3 separate regions of the Homo sapiens genome follow, and regions 1 and 2 are each linked to region 3. Evidence: chromatin loops called from intact Hi-C (ENCODE). Cell type or tissue: CD4-positive, alpha-beta T cell. All regions are shown on one strand. Region 1 has its middle 38 kb from the start of LINC01548. Region 2 has its middle 19 kb from the start of LINC01690. Region 3 has its middle 28 kb from the start of IFNGR2.

The links. Peaks named below come from ENCODE experiments on the same cell type or tissue, not always from the same donor. Only the 100,000 strongest peaks of a DNase experiment are listed, where the experiment ranks them.
Region 1: it touches region 3 in a loop (3-fold over the local background); 2 of 110 quality-filtered maps call a loop at or near these places.
Region 2: it touches region 3 in a loop (4-fold over the local background); 10 of 110 quality-filtered maps call a loop at or near these places.

Annotation. Positions count from the first base shown.
Region 1 is chr21:33,129,810-33,134,809 of GRCh38, forward strand. No RefSeq gene overlaps it. Among named protein-coding and RNA genes, the nearest start is that of LINC01548, 38 kb to the right of the region's middle. In CD4-positive, alpha-beta T cell, a CTCF peak has its summit at 2,383; no DNase peak of the experiment used is centred here.
Region 2 is chr21:32,937,871-32,942,870 of GRCh38, forward strand. No RefSeq gene overlaps it. Among named protein-coding and RNA genes, the nearest start is that of LINC01690, 19 kb to the right of the region's middle. In CD4-positive, alpha-beta T cell, CTCF peaks have their summits at 2,740 (motif pointing right) and 2,941; a DNase peak (open chromatin) is centred at 2,761.
Region 3 is chr21:33,372,959-33,377,958 of GRCh38, forward strand. No RefSeq gene overlaps it. Among named protein-coding and RNA genes, the nearest start is that of IFNGR2, 28 kb to the right of the region's middle. In CD4-positive, alpha-beta T cell, CTCF peaks have their summits at 1,882 (motif pointing left) and 2,082; a DNase peak (open chromatin) is centred at 1,863.

The sequences.
Region 1 (5,000 bases), 240 kb before region 3:
TCGGTACATACTATCATCTCATTCTCAAATGCCATCCACACTTCTCTAGTTGTTTCAATCTCACTAAACTTTTATAGGCAAGGGACCCAATCCAGGATTGCTCATCACACAGAGTTGTCCCATCTCTTTAGTCTCCTTCAATCTAGAACAGTTTCTATCTCTCATGACCTTGACACTTTTGACAATAATAGGCCAATTATTCCGTAGATGTTCCTTAGTGTAGGTTTTTCAGGTGATGCCTTATTATGAGGGTCAGGGATGTCTTTGGCAGAAACATCATCATAGAAGTGATGCTGGGTTCATCTTGTATCTGGCCAAGTGGCACACAATTTTAATTTACCCCAGTCCTGGTGACTTACATGTAAACGAAATAATGAAGGTGATGTTGTCCATGTGCCTCCGCTGTAAAGTTACTTTTTTCCCCCTTTGTAACATACAAGGATCTTGTGGGGAGGTACGTGAGCCTTTGCAAATATCCCATTCCTCATCAGACTTCACTCACTGTTTTTAATATCCACCAGTGTTTCTTCGTTGGATGATTATGATGGTTGCCAATAAATGATTTTCTAATTCCATCACTTTCCTAATATTTATTAGTTGGAATTAGTAATTTTTGTGTAGAGATAGGGTCTCACTATGTTGCCCAGCCTGGTCTCAAACTCCTAGGCTCAAGCAACCCTCCCACCTCAGCCTCCCAAAGTGTTGGGATTCAGTTGTGAGCCACTGTGCCCCGCCATATTAGTTAGAATTCTGCTTTTTCCACTTATACATTCATCTGTTTGTTTATATCGGTAGGAACTCAAGCGTACTTATTTTACTTATCAGGTGATACTCTGCTCCTATCGTTATTCATTTTTATGCCTCAATTATCCCAGTTCTGGCCGGTAGGAGCTCCTTCACTCTGGCTTCTGGGTTCTCCGGACATGTGCCTATAATTCTTTGAGCCCTTCTTTACTTCCTGGCACAAGACGTTCTAGCTTCATCTTGTACTTTCCCTGACTCCTCATCCAGCCTTGGAATTGACCATTTCTCCAAGGAGTTTGGGTTCCTTTAAGTGGGGACTTTAGGAACCAAGATCTGAGCACTGATGTATTGTCTGCTCCCGGGTGGCACTGTTCCCAGGCCCTCCCAGTGAACGGAACTAGGCTACATTTATATACGAGTTGACACTGACACTTCCAATTCCAGTCCAACACCAAAGGGCTTATTCTAGGATTTTTCCCTTCCACATGTGTAACTCCCTTCTTCATTGATGAGAAACCTGGTTCCCTCATCGACCTTAACATACATGATGTTCATAAGGTCCAGAAACAGTTAAATATATATAATATTATTAAAGCCATCTCCAGTCTGTAAAGTAATAATCATAATGTTGTTTTCTATGCATTCAGAATCTACAGACACCCCGTATTGGTTATTGGACCTGTCCTTCAGTGTGTATACAGTGCCACCCTGGCACCCCTCGCAGCCTGCACAGGCACTCTCACAGCCCCCGCCACGCCACATCCTCCTACTCCTACTCCCTGGGAGTATCACACTGCCAAGATGACTCCCCTCTGGCATCGCTCGAATTCACTACTGGGCTAAAAGAATGCCTGGATTCTCCTTCCTCACCACGGATTGCACGACCAGATGTCCCAGCTGTTATCAGAGCTTTCATAAGGTCTGGAGTTCAGCAGGAAAGTCCAGGTGAAATAGGCTTGTCTTGCCACGTATCCCTGTCAACGCTATTGTTCTTTTTGTCCCTCTCAGTTTAGTAGCTGGACCAGTTTCCATCTGCACACCATTGTTCCGGTGGCCCCCTCTCCTGGAACACACTCCCCACCTTCTCTGCACCCTTGGGGCACAGTTCAGCCCCATGCTTTCCACAAAGCCTGGTCTGGTCCCACGATCCTTCTCAGGACTTCTCTTTTGTTCCCTGCCATCGTCCTCTGGATGCTCCATCTAACCCTTGCTTATATGCTGTGACTTACTGTTCTCTGTATCAAAGGAATAGTGTAGCAGGCTCTGTAACTATTTCACAAGGGCGCGAGGACACGACTACTTTACAGCCCCTTAGCATCCAATCAGAAGCTTGACTACTTTACAGCCCCTTAGCATCCAATCAGAAGCTTGACTACAGCCCCTTAGCATCCAATCAGAAGCTCGTCTCCTCCATACTCATTAAAAGGGCTACAATAAGAAACAAAACAAAACAACCAGAAAATGACAAGTGTTGGTGAGGATAGGGAGAAACTGGAACCGCTGGGCACCATAGGTGAGAATGTAAAATGGTACAGCCGCTAGGGAAAGCAGTATGGCCGTTTCTCAAATAATTGAAAATGGAAATACCATATAATTCAACAATTCCACTTCTGGGTAAATACCCAAAAGAATAGAAAGCAAGGATTTGAAGAGATATTTGCACACCCATGTTCAGAGCAGCACTATTCACAATAGCCAAAAGGTGGCAGTAACCCAAGTGTCCATCAAAACAAAATGTAGGCCAGGTGCTGATCACCTGAGGTCAGGAGTTTGAGACCACCTGGTCAACATGGTGAAACACTGTCTCTACTAAAAATACAAAAATTAGCCAGGTGGGGTGGCTTACACCTGTAGCCCCAGCTACTTGGGAGGCTGAGGTACAAGAATCGTTTTAACCTTGGAGGTGGAAGTTGCAGTGAGCTGAGACAGTACCACTGCACTCCAGCCTAGGCAATAGAGTAAGACTCCATCTCAAAAAAAAAAAAAAAAAAAAAAAAGGTAGCATAGATATACGTTTAAAGGAAGAAAATTCCAACACATACAACAACATGGATGAACCTTGTGGGCATTATGCTTAGTGAAATAAGCCAGACACGAAAGGACAAATACTATATGATTCCACTTACATCAGGTATCTAGATGAGTCGAATTCCTAGACAGAAAGTAGAATGGTGATTGCCAGGGTTTGAAGGGAGCAGGCAGTGGGGAGTTACTGTTTAATGGGTACACAGTTTCAGTTTTACAAGACCAGAGGAGTTTTGTATGGCTGGATGGTGGTGATGGTTGCACAGCAATGTGAACGTTTTGTTTATTTGTTTGTTTTTTTTTGAAACCAAATCTCGCTCTGTCGCCCAGGCTGGAGTGCAGAGGCACAATCTCGGCTCACTGCAACCTCCACCTCCCTGGTTCAAGCAATTCTCCTGCCTCAGCATCCCGAGTAGTTGGGATTACAGGCAAGTGCCACCACGCCCAGCTAATTTTTGTTTCAGTAGAGATGGGGTTTCGCCCTGTGGGTCAGGCTGGTCTCGAGATCCTGACCTCAGGTGATCCACCCGCCTCAGCCTCCCAAAGTGCTGGGATTACAGGCATGAGCCACTGCGCCTGGCTGTGAATGTTCTTAATGCCACTGAACTATACACTTAAAAAATGGTTAAGATGGTAAATTTTGGCTGGGCGTGGTGGCTTACGCCTGTAATCCCAGCACTTTGGGAGGCCAAGGCTGGCGGATCACAAGGTCAGGAGATCGAGACCATCCTGGTCAACATGGTGAAACCCCGTCCCTACTAAAAATACAAAAATTAGCTGGGCATGGTGGTGTGCACCTGTAATCCCAGCTACTCGGGACCCTGAGGCAGGAGAATCACTTGAACTAGGGAGTCAGAGGTTGCAGTGAGCTGAGATTGTGCCACTCCACTCCAGCCTGGGTGACAGAGTGAGACTTGGTCTCAAATTAAAAAAATAAAAAATAAAGAAAGATGGTAAATGTTATGTTACATGTATTTTGTCATAATTTTTAAAAAATCAAAAAGCTTGTCTGCTCATCTGTAAGGTGGGGAGGTGATGGTTGTGAAAACCAGATGAAGTGAAATACATAAAACACTACAAAGTTTGGTGTGTAGTAGGTGCTTAATAAATGATGATTATCATTATGGTTTTACAAAGTGGTCAGTAAATAACAGATTAACTGATTAATGGACTAAGAGATATATTGTTTCTCCTCCAAGGAAAACTTTCTTCATTGATATGACAGAGAATGGAGTGAAGGGGTGGCTTCATCGGAAGAGTTTGGCAGGCTTTTTATGTAGAGGCGAATGGGGTTGACTGACAGCACGTGGCGGCCCATTGCAAGGGTCCCTCCCACTGCGTCCAAACTTGGCCCATTAGAGTCATTTCTCTGGCATCAGCATCATCTCCAGAAGGCCCCTCTGTAAAAGTGCATATGTTAACCTAGAGGGAGAATCCATTAGCACCCTAATCCCCATTAGCAAGGAGTGTGTGGCTGGATTATCTTGCTGTCACCTGGCAGGAAGCGGGATCCTGTAGAGAAGGACACCAGTTAGCATATTGTCGCGGGGGAGAGGGGTGGGAAAGGCGAGAGAACAGCATGTGGTCCAGAGGCCATACCCAGATGGAGGCTGCAGTCAGCTCCCCAGTCAAAGGCAAAGCCCAAGTCAAAGCCATGCTTCCCTCTTGCCCACCTGCTCCAATGCCACCCACAGAGAGTGCGCCACAGCTCACAGGATGCAGGTCTGGTTGAATCTTAACAATAACTTTGTAAGGGAGGTGTCATTAGCTCCATTCTCCTGGCAGGAGGATGAGGCTCAAGGCAGCTAAAGGCTTTTGCTGAACATCAAGTGGTGAGCCAGGACTCAATGCCAGATCTTCTTGTTTCCCTGTTAGGTGTATGTAGCACAACTGGTATCTGCAGACTATGCTGCTGGAAGGGCTAGCCGTCACTGTTATCACAGCGACTGCTGCCTGAGATATGCCAGGTACTGCTGCAAGAAGTTTACAAATATAAGCTCACTTGATCTTCATAACATACTACCTAGGTACAATCATTATATTTATTTGACAGATACAGAGACAGAGGGGACACAGAAAGGATTAGTAACTTGCCCCAAACCACACAGCCAGCAAGGTGTAAGTGAGCACCTGCAGTCTAGATGAGACACCACTCAAAACGTCATTTTTCTGGCAGCCCCGTGCAGTTACCACAGTGGTCACCCCAGTGGTCAGCTAAAGGCCAAGCCCAC
Region 2 (5,000 bases), 440 kb before region 3:
TATAACCTGTGCACATCCTCCCATATATTTTAAATTATCTCTAGATTACTTATAATACCTAACGCAATGTAACTGCTATGCAAATAGTTGTTATACTGTATTTTAATTTGTATTATTTTTTATGGTTGTATTGTTATTTTTTATATTCTTTCAAATATATTCGACCTGTGGCTGGTTGAATGCACAGTTGTGGAAACTGTAGATGCCATGCTACAAATTGTGTGGCCTAAAACACAAAAACTTATTATCTGAAAACTCTGGAGGCTAGAAGTCTGAAATCAAGGTGCTTTCTTTGAGGCCTCTACGGGAGGAGGCTTTCTTATCTCTCCTGCTTTCTTTGAGGGCCTGCTTCCTTTGAGGTCTCTACGGAGGATGCCTTCTTCTCTCTCCCAGTTTCTGGTGGCCTCGGACCTGCTGTGACCTGTGGCTGCATCACTTCAATCTCTGCCTCCATCTTCACACGGCTTTCTCCTTGTGTCTCTGTCTTCTCATGGCTGTCTTCTTATAGAGGCACCAGACATGCTGGATTAGGGCCCACCCTACTCCAGCATGACCTCACCCGAATTACATCTGCAGTGGCTCTATTTCCAAATAAGGTCACATTTGTCTGAGGTCCTGGAAATTAGGACTTGAACATATCTTTTGGTGGGATACAATTCAACCCATGGCAGGTAGTATCAGGGCTTACCCTTAAATCTAAAAGCTGATGCTCAGGACTTATGCAGCATTTGGTGTTGATTTGGGATAATTTCTAGGAGTTGGGATACATGGGGGACTTTGGCCTGATCTCATAAACATTCAAGAAGGAAACAAGAAGAAATGAACGGAAACATCCTTTGCTTTCTGTTCCTCTGGGGGCAGACGGGGCAGGTTTGGTTGGTGAGAAATCTGGCATAAATCTTACAAGCAAATGTGCATGAGAAGGAGTCCTGTGGGACATTTTCTTGTGCGCATACACCTGGGAGATTTGATGAGCAGGGAATAGCTTATTTTTATGGATGACTTTCTGGTAACCAGATAGAAGATAGACACCCTGTGTCTCCTCTGCAATGTTTAGTTGCTTCTGTCAAAGACACAAAGTGACAGCTATGCTCCTGGATTCTGGAGAGAGATAAACAGGACTTGGTCGCAAATGGCAATTCAAAATGGAGGAAGGCTCTTCCCAGCTGGGCAAGGAGCATCCACTCCACAGCACAGCCTTTGGTAGTCACCTGCATCCACTCCTACCACTGCCACTTTGTTGTCTACACTCCCTAGTGGCAAACACTTGTACCCTCCTTATCTCAGCAGTGTGATAGCCAGCCTCCAAGATGGCCCCTAGTAATTCTCACTTCCTTGCATTCACATCCTGTATAGTCCCCTCCCATATACACAGAGCTGACTTGTGTAACCAATAGGATATTTAAGGAATAATGGTATTGACTTCAGAGGCTAGCTCATAAAAGTACTTCTGATGGCCGGGCATGGTGGCTCACGCCTGTAATCCCAGCACTTTGGGAGACCAAGGCGGGTGGATTGCTTAAGCTCAGGAGTTTGAGACCAGCCTGGGCAACATGGTGAAACACCTTCTGTACTAAAACTACAAAAGTTAGTTGGGTGTGGTGGCATGCACCTGTGGTCCCAGCTACTTGGGAGGCTGAGACTTGAGCCCAGGAGGCAGAGGTTGCAGTGAGCCAAGATTGTGCCACTGCACTTTAGCCTGGGCGATAGAGTAAGACCCTGTCTCTCACATGCACACACACACACACACACAATTGTAAATGACATCCAAAAATCAAAAAGAACTTTGAGTGGTAGTTTCATTTTCATTGAGGGGAAAGTGCTTTTAAAGTATGTATACTGGCCAGGCGCAGTGGCTCATGCCTGTAATCCCAGCACTTTGTGAGGCTGAGGTGGGTGGATCACGAGGTCAGGAGTTCGAGATCAGCCTGACCAACATGGTGAAACCCCGTCTCTACTAAAAATACAAAAAAATTAGCTGGGCTTGGTGGCACCTGCCTGTAATCCCAGCTACTCAGGAGGCTGAGGCAGAAGAATTGCTTGAAGCTGGGAGGCAGAAGTTGCAGTGAGCTGAGATCACACCACTGCACTCCAGCCTGGGTGACAGAGTGAGACTTCGTCTCCAAGAAAAAAAAAAAAAAGTATGTATACTGAGAGAGAGCACATTAGGTCAATCGATGGCGTGATTTTACCTCCTAGGGAACATAAGGGTACGTTTGACCATATCTGAAATATCTTTAGCTGTGACAAGGTGAGGGGGGTGCTGCTGGCCTCTGTTGGGTGGATGCCAGGGACGCTATTAAGCATTCTGCAAAGCACGGGACAGCCCCCACAACAGAGAGTGGTCAGGTCCCAAATGTCAGTGGTGCCAAGGTTGAGAAACTCTGCTTTAGAGACTAGCCCGACTCTGCCTGTGTGCCCAGGGAAGTGGGGTCAGAGTCTTTTTCCTTTTTCTCAGAACCGGTGTATGTGAGGTATGGGCAAGGTCAGTGGAACAGGAAAAAGTCATCGTAAAAGACACGCGGTAGTGAAATTTGAGGTCAGAAAGAATGCCGAAAACAGTGAGGAAGCAAACCAAAATTTGAGCTCAGAATTGCTACCTCTGTTGTCCTTGGAAAGTTGAAGGATATTAAACTCTGAAAATGAGTTACCCGAAAGAATTCCTCCAGCTTTCTAAATAAAGGAATTGCGCCTTTGCTCAGGCACCTTTGCAACCTTAATGAGCTACTGCTGTCTTACTTGAGAACACCAGAGGGCGCTCAAGAGAGGAGGAGGCGACTGGCGACTATCAAGGTATTCTTGTATTTGTCTTTACACCGCCCTGGTCCCGAGGGTGAGAAGAAAGAAGACAGATTCAACTGTCTCTCTTTCATCTCAGCCCCTCATTAACCAACTTTGGTTCCTCTGCCATTCTTCTACTCAAAGAGCCTCGGCAAAACTTCCTGACACTGGAGCTAAATAAACCTTCGCCACGGGGAGACCGGCTCGCCGAAAGGGCTGAATCTTGGGTGTCTTTGTATTCTCAGCCCCTTGGTGCTTGAGAGGGAGATTTTGATTTGAAAACAAGCCCTGGAGAGGGATGCTAAGTGATCTCTCAAGGCAAGGCCTATGATTATTGCCTTTGGTAGTGAGTTTAGCGACACAATAATGGAAAGTTTGTTGGACCCCAAATCAGGCTCTAAGAAGTCTCAGTTTTGCCGTAACTACCTAATTAATGGGACTCAGATGCTCATCTGTAGACTTAGGTGGACTGCATGGTAATTTCCTAGGGCTGTTGCAATGAAGCACTGCAAACTGGGTGGCTTCAGCAACAAAAATATATTGTCTTGGTTCTAGAGGCTGGAAATCCAAGATCAAGGTGTCTGCGCAATTGGTTCCATCTGAAGTCGCTGTGGTAGAATCTCTTTCATTCCTGTCTCCCAACTTCTGGTGGTTTGCTGGCAATCTTTGCCATTTCTTCACTTATAGATGCAACATCCCAATCTCTACCTTTATCTTCACGTGGCATTCTCCCTGTGTATGTGTCTGTCTGTTCAAATTTCCCCTTTTCATAAGGACAGCAGCCATATTGGATTTGTGCCAACCCTGATGACCTCATCTTAAGACCCTGTTTCCAAATAAGGTCACATTCACAGGTACTGAGGGTTGGGACTTCAACGTCTTTTGCAGGAACACAATTCAACCCATAACAAATGGCTTCTAAAGTCTCTCCTGGTTTCTTGACATTACAGCTATGGAGTTTTGAGAACAGGACTTCCTCCACATGGTGCTAATGATGCATCCAGCCTACACCTCCCCGGAGGAAGGGGTAGTTGTTTTCAGCCAGAGAAAACTGATTCCAGCCTGGGCACTGGAAGGTTCAAGTTGATTGGTGACAATTCTTTCCGAGAGGCGGTTATCACTGCTTATTGCCACCCTCAGTGGTTTGGAATCACTTTGTTGCTGGTTGGAGTAAATGGAAAACATATTTAACTTAAAAAGTGAAACATACAATGCTATCATATTGCACAAGCAAACGTGGAGAGGGGCAGGGGGGCAACTACTGTTTCAAGATGATTTAAGAATTTGATCAAATGTCTGGCTGCACAACTGCGTGTTTTGAAAGCACCTCACAGATGGGTTCTATAATTGAGAAATGCATTTGTTCTTTGTTTGGTACATTTAAATAATGTGATTCAAAGTTTGGAGTTGAATGCCTTTCTGAAATGACTTCCCTCCATCTCGCACACACACGGTAGTGTGTTTTCACAGAACGGCGTGCAGTGGGGAAAGGACTGCATGCTTTTGGAAAGATGTAGCGCACATCCATGAGAAAATATGTCAAAGAATTTGCAAACAGACACAGAAAAGTAATAACCAAAAATAAGCATCTGTGAAGCCTTGCTTTGTGTTTAGAAAAGATAGGCCAGGCATAGTGGCGCACACCTGTAATCCCAGGTGGCTCACACCTGTAATCCCAGGGTTTTTCCAGAAAAACCCTCAGCACCTTTTTGTATCTAGGTCTTCCAAGAAAGAAAACATTAGGACCAGGTGCTGTGGCTCACACTTATAATCCCAGCACTTTGGGAGGCCAAGGCAGGTGGATCACTTGACCCCAGGAGTTTGAGACCAGCCTGGGCAACATAGTGAAACCCCGTTTCTATAAAAAATACAAAAATTAGCTGGGCATGGTGGCATGCTCTGTAGTCCCAGCTACTAGGGAGGCTGAGGTGTGTGGATCAGTTGAGGCCAGGCATTCGAGAGCAGTCTGGCCAACATGCTGAAACCCTGGCTCTACTAAAAATGCAAAAATTAGCCAGGCATGGTGGCACACGCCTGTAGTCTCAGCTACTTGGGTGACTGAGAGATGAGAAGCACTTGAACCTCGGAAGTGGAGGCTGCAGAGAGCCAAGATCACACCACTGCACTTCAGCCTGGATGACAGAGTGAGACTTTGTCTCAAAAAAACAAAAACAATACAGAAAAAAATAGCCACAGAGAATTAAAGACATGGCATATTT
Region 3 (5,000 bases):
CCCCGTTTCTACTAAAAATACAAAAAATTACCCGGGCATGGTGGTGGGCGCCTGTAGTCCCAGCTACTTGGGAGGCTGAGGCAGGAGAATGGCATGAACCTGGGAGGCGGAGCTTGCAGTGAGCCGAGATCGCGCCACTGCACTCCAACCTGGGAGGCACAGCGAGACTCCGTCTCAAAAAAAAAAAAAAGAAATGAGAATGGGCGGGCGCCGTGGCTCACGCCTGTAATCCCAGCACTTTGGGAGGCTGAGGCGGGCAGATCATGAGGTCAAGAGATCAAGACCAGCCTGGCCAACATGGTGAAACCCCGTCTCTACTAAAAATACAAAAATTAGCTGGGCGCGGTGGTGCGCACCTGTAGTTCCAGCTACTCGGGAGCCTGAGGCAGGAGAATTGCTTGAATCTGAGAGGCGGAGGCTGCAGTGAGCCGAGATCGCGCCACTGCACTCCAGCCTGCTAATAGAGTGAGACTCCGAAAAAAAAAAAAAACAACGAGAGTGAGCCTCAGCCCTCCTGGGAAGCAAATGAAATGAACTTCAGGCCAGGAAATGAAGACTTGAAGGAATCCATAATCCCTGATTCAGGGAGGCACCTCTCCCTCCCTCTGATCTCAAGGTGCGTGGGCATCTACCAGGGTGAGAGATTTGCCTGAGGGCACTGTGATTCTGAAGAGGTTGGCCTGGCTCCTTAGCAGACAGGAGGCCCTTCAAGGCCCTGAGTTCATTCCTGTGGGTTCCAAGCATGGCCCCAGCATGGCAGCATTAACAAGTGACTGCCTGGGTAGGAATTCCCTTCCTTTACCCATAAACCTTCAGGGAAGTCACATTAAAGCTGTAATCTTGTCACCACTATCTCTTTGGAAAATGAAGGGAGGGATTTATGCCCAGAGTTGGCTGAACCAGTAGAGAGACAAGCAAAAGGCAGGAGGTGCCAGTGTGGTGAGCAGACCCCTTGGGGAATAGTAAGCAGGCTCTGCTACCAGATGACCAGTTTCTTCGAAACTGGGAGAATTCATCTGAAATGATTATTTATGAAGTTCAAGTATATATTCACCCTGAGCAAGAAGAGTTTATTTGATTTCATTAAAATCATAACTGCATGGAAAACAAGTTGGTAAAATAAAGCATTTGTGTTGCACGTGTTTTCCTCTAAAATTAAACTGGGATTATACCCAAAAGCTGCCTTCTGTAACCAGCTCTGTACCAGTTTGGCTGGTATCTACTTCCTGAAACTCACATCTTTATGACAATAATCATCAAGAATAAATACATGAAGCAAAGCTGGGTCTTCCTAGTTCTGTTGCTGCTTGTCACTTCAGGGAAAGGAAGTTGAAAGAAAGAAGACCGAGTATATTTGTTCATCCTACAAACTGTGTGAGTGTATTGTATGCCCTATAAGGTGCACATCTACTCATTGCCAGGTTCAAGGATCTTTGACTTGGACAAAGTAGAAATTTGGGATGTATACTGCTTTTGGGACTTTCCTTCAACTGTAAACAATTATTATGGAGAAGCATACATTTCTCTGATTCTTTGTTGGCCTTTCAGCCTCTTGACCCACTTCCTCAAATGTATAGTGGTTTTTATATTAAATTTTCCCCTTGACTAAGCAAAGCATGTAGTGTCCAGTTACACTTCCTCTTCAATAGGGAAATGCTTATTTTTTCTATTTGTAGAACTTAAAAGCAAACAGTTGCAATATGAAAAAAATTACTTAGTTCACCCCCCTAGAGTGTGGAAATGGATGATTCAGAATTATTATCAAGTATTTCTTTTGGAGGTTGTACAAAGTTCAGATTCGCAATTAGGCACAAAACAATGTCTTGAAGGGATAGGGACTCCAGGGTACAGTAACCCAATTTGAATTCCAGCCCTGCCACCTACTGGCCGTGTGACTTTGGGCAAATAACTTTAGGTCTCTGTACCTAAAACCCCAAGAAGTGCTTGGTAAGTATTATATAATAATTATAGTAATAAACATAAACTTGGCATGCTCATGCTCACATCGGTATCACAGGGACATTGTAAAGAGAAATGATGAGCATGCAGCTTCTAGCGCAGTTCATAGTTGCAGTATTATCTAGATGATTCTAGGGTCATGTGCTTCAGTCACTTTTTTTTTTTTTCAATAGAGGCAAGGTCTTGCTATGTTGCCCAGATTGGTCTTGAACTCCTGGGCTCAAGTGATCCTCCTGTCTCAGCTTCCCAAAGTGCTGGGATTACAGGCATGAGCCACTGCACTCAACCAAGACACATTTTCCTTCACACACACACACAAGTCCTCCATTATAAAATGGGAGGTGCTGATGCTGATTTTAAACCAAATCAAACCGTCCCACTCTTCAGTCTTTTCCCATCAACATAAGTAGCCACTCCTTCCTTCCAGTCGCTAAGGTCAAAAACCTTATGCCACCCCTGACTCCTGCCTTTCTCATGACCCGCATTCTATCTGTCAGGAAATCGCACCCATGCTACCAAAATACCTCCACTCTGACCACTTTTACCACTTCCACTGCTACTACCCTGGTCCAAGCCACCATTCAGAAAATTAGGACACATCTAAAAAGCATCTTCACAGAAACATCTAGAATAATGTCTGACCGAATGCCTGGGTAGCATAACCTAGTGAAATTGACACATAACATTAACTATCACATGATGTTAAATAAATGATCAAATAGTTGATCCATTAAAATAAGAGTTCAAATGGCTTAGTTTAAGCTAGTGTCATTGAAAGAAAAAAACACACCATTTAAAAAATATGTTCAGGCTGGGCAAGATGGCTCACGCCTGTAATTCCAACACTTTGGGAGGCTGAGGTGGGTGGATCACCTGAGATCAGGAGTTCAAAACCAGCCTGGCCAACATGGCGAAACCCCATCTCTTCTAAAAATACAAAAATTAGGGAGGGTGAGGCAGCAGAATCGCTTAAACCCAGGAGACAGAGGTTGCAGTGAGCTGAGATCGTGCCACTGCACTCCAGTCTGGGAAACAGAGCAAGACTCCATCTCAAAAAAAAAAAAAAAAAAAGTTCAAATTTCAGGGTTTTTAAAATAGACATATTTTTTTCTCTAATGCTAATTTCATTTAAGGTGTTTTCAAAAAGTTAAACAAAAATTTTTCTAAAACTAGATTGTGGTAGTATTTATATAACTCTGAAGTTAATAAGAATTATTGATGTATACATTTAAGATGGATGAGTTTGTGGCATGTAAATTATACCTAGATAAGGCTGTTTTTTTAATTGGGCAATAAATGAGCTGTTGATTATGTAAAAACATTCTATTTCAGGAAGAATATTTAAACAGAAAATTCCGGGGCTGAGACACAACTACACTTGATAGTATGCAATTATAAGTAGGATAAAATCGGGAGACACTTGAAAATTAGTATTACAGACAAAATCCTGAGTAGACACAAGAAAATAATATTTTTAAAATAATCTTTTAAAAATAATTTTTGGCCGACTGCGGTGGCTCATGCCTGTAATCCCAACTCTTTGGGAGGCCGAGGCGGGTGGATCATCTGAGGTCAGGAATTCAAGACCAGCCTGTCGAACATGGTGAAATACCAGCTCTCCTAAAATTACAAAAATTATCCAGGCATGGTGGCGGGTACCTGTAATCCCAGCTACTTGGGAGGCTGAGGCATGAGAATGGCTTGAACCTAGAAGGCAGAGGATGCAGTGAACCAAGACTGCGCCACTGCACTCCAGCCTGGGTGACAGAGTGAGACCCTGTCTCAAATAATAATAATAATAATAATAATAATAATTAATAATGATCTTTTTAAAAGGTAATAAGTTTTTTTCTTATAAATTTGAATGACACTGAAAATATCAACTGCTTTTGGAAGGAAAGAGCTAAAATGCACCCTTTGGATTTAGCCACAAAGAAGCCACTGGTGCCGTGACAGTGACACTCTCCCTTCGTGTTCAGCGACATCAGCACTGGGCTTCCGGAGGCACCTGGAGGAGGGAGCTTCCTTCCCACCTTGTCTTCCTCCAGCGCCACTCATCCCATGTAGGGGACAAACAAAACCTTCCAGAGGTGGGCACCGCTCACCTCTCGGTCCCTCATTTTCTCCCAGCAATCACACTGTGCTCAACCTGCCCTTTTCCTTATTTACTCTCCTTTCTATCTAGCACAGCCACCTTCTCTACTTTCTCCAATTTGCCAGTTTTTCTGGGATTTTTTTTTCCATGCTCTTAAAAATTTCCCATCCTCATGGCAGTGACCACAGTCACCGCAGCATTTTGACAGGTATGAAATGAGACTCATAGTTAGCCACTGTGTGCTCACCTGCTCTGAATATGGTGCCCTGAAAGTCCCTGGACTGTGAGAATTGACAGACACAGATGACCAGTCACCTCTTGACTCACATGAGGTCCAGAAACCCATCTGTACAGCTCCCTTCTTGCAAGGGATCTTAACTGGAGGAAGAGAAAACTCAGCCCCTTTTGACGAATGTCTCATGAATGCAGATGCTGGCTGGCGATAGAAAGGGTGGCAGAATTTGTAGACTGTAAGAACATTCTCCACCTAATTACCCCTTGGCCCAACCTCTATCATTCACTTGCTTCTCCAGTGCCCAGGAGCGATGGGACTAAGCAGGCAGTGCTGAAAGAACTGTGGGGACTCTGTCTGAAAGACCTGGCAAAAGAGCCGGAGCAGTCAGCAGCAGTGTCAGCAGCACAGAGAAGGCATAGCCAACAGCAACATAGCAGAGAAGGCAGGGCACAGCCAACAGTAGGGCTGCTTGCAGCAGGTGCATTTCTGAGGATATGTGTGAGCCCTGCTTTGCTGCCTAGGCTTCCCATCTGCTCTTCTCTCCCCACCCAGGAGCCCTTTGAAGAAATGGCGGAAGAGAAGGAGCCTTTCAAAAGCCAAAGCCTGGACTTCCAGCAACATAGCTAAGGGACAACTGGATTGTTGAGATTTGAGATTCTCTATAAAGGCGATACAGTATACACACACGCTGTGTGGAGCCTGGGACATTCC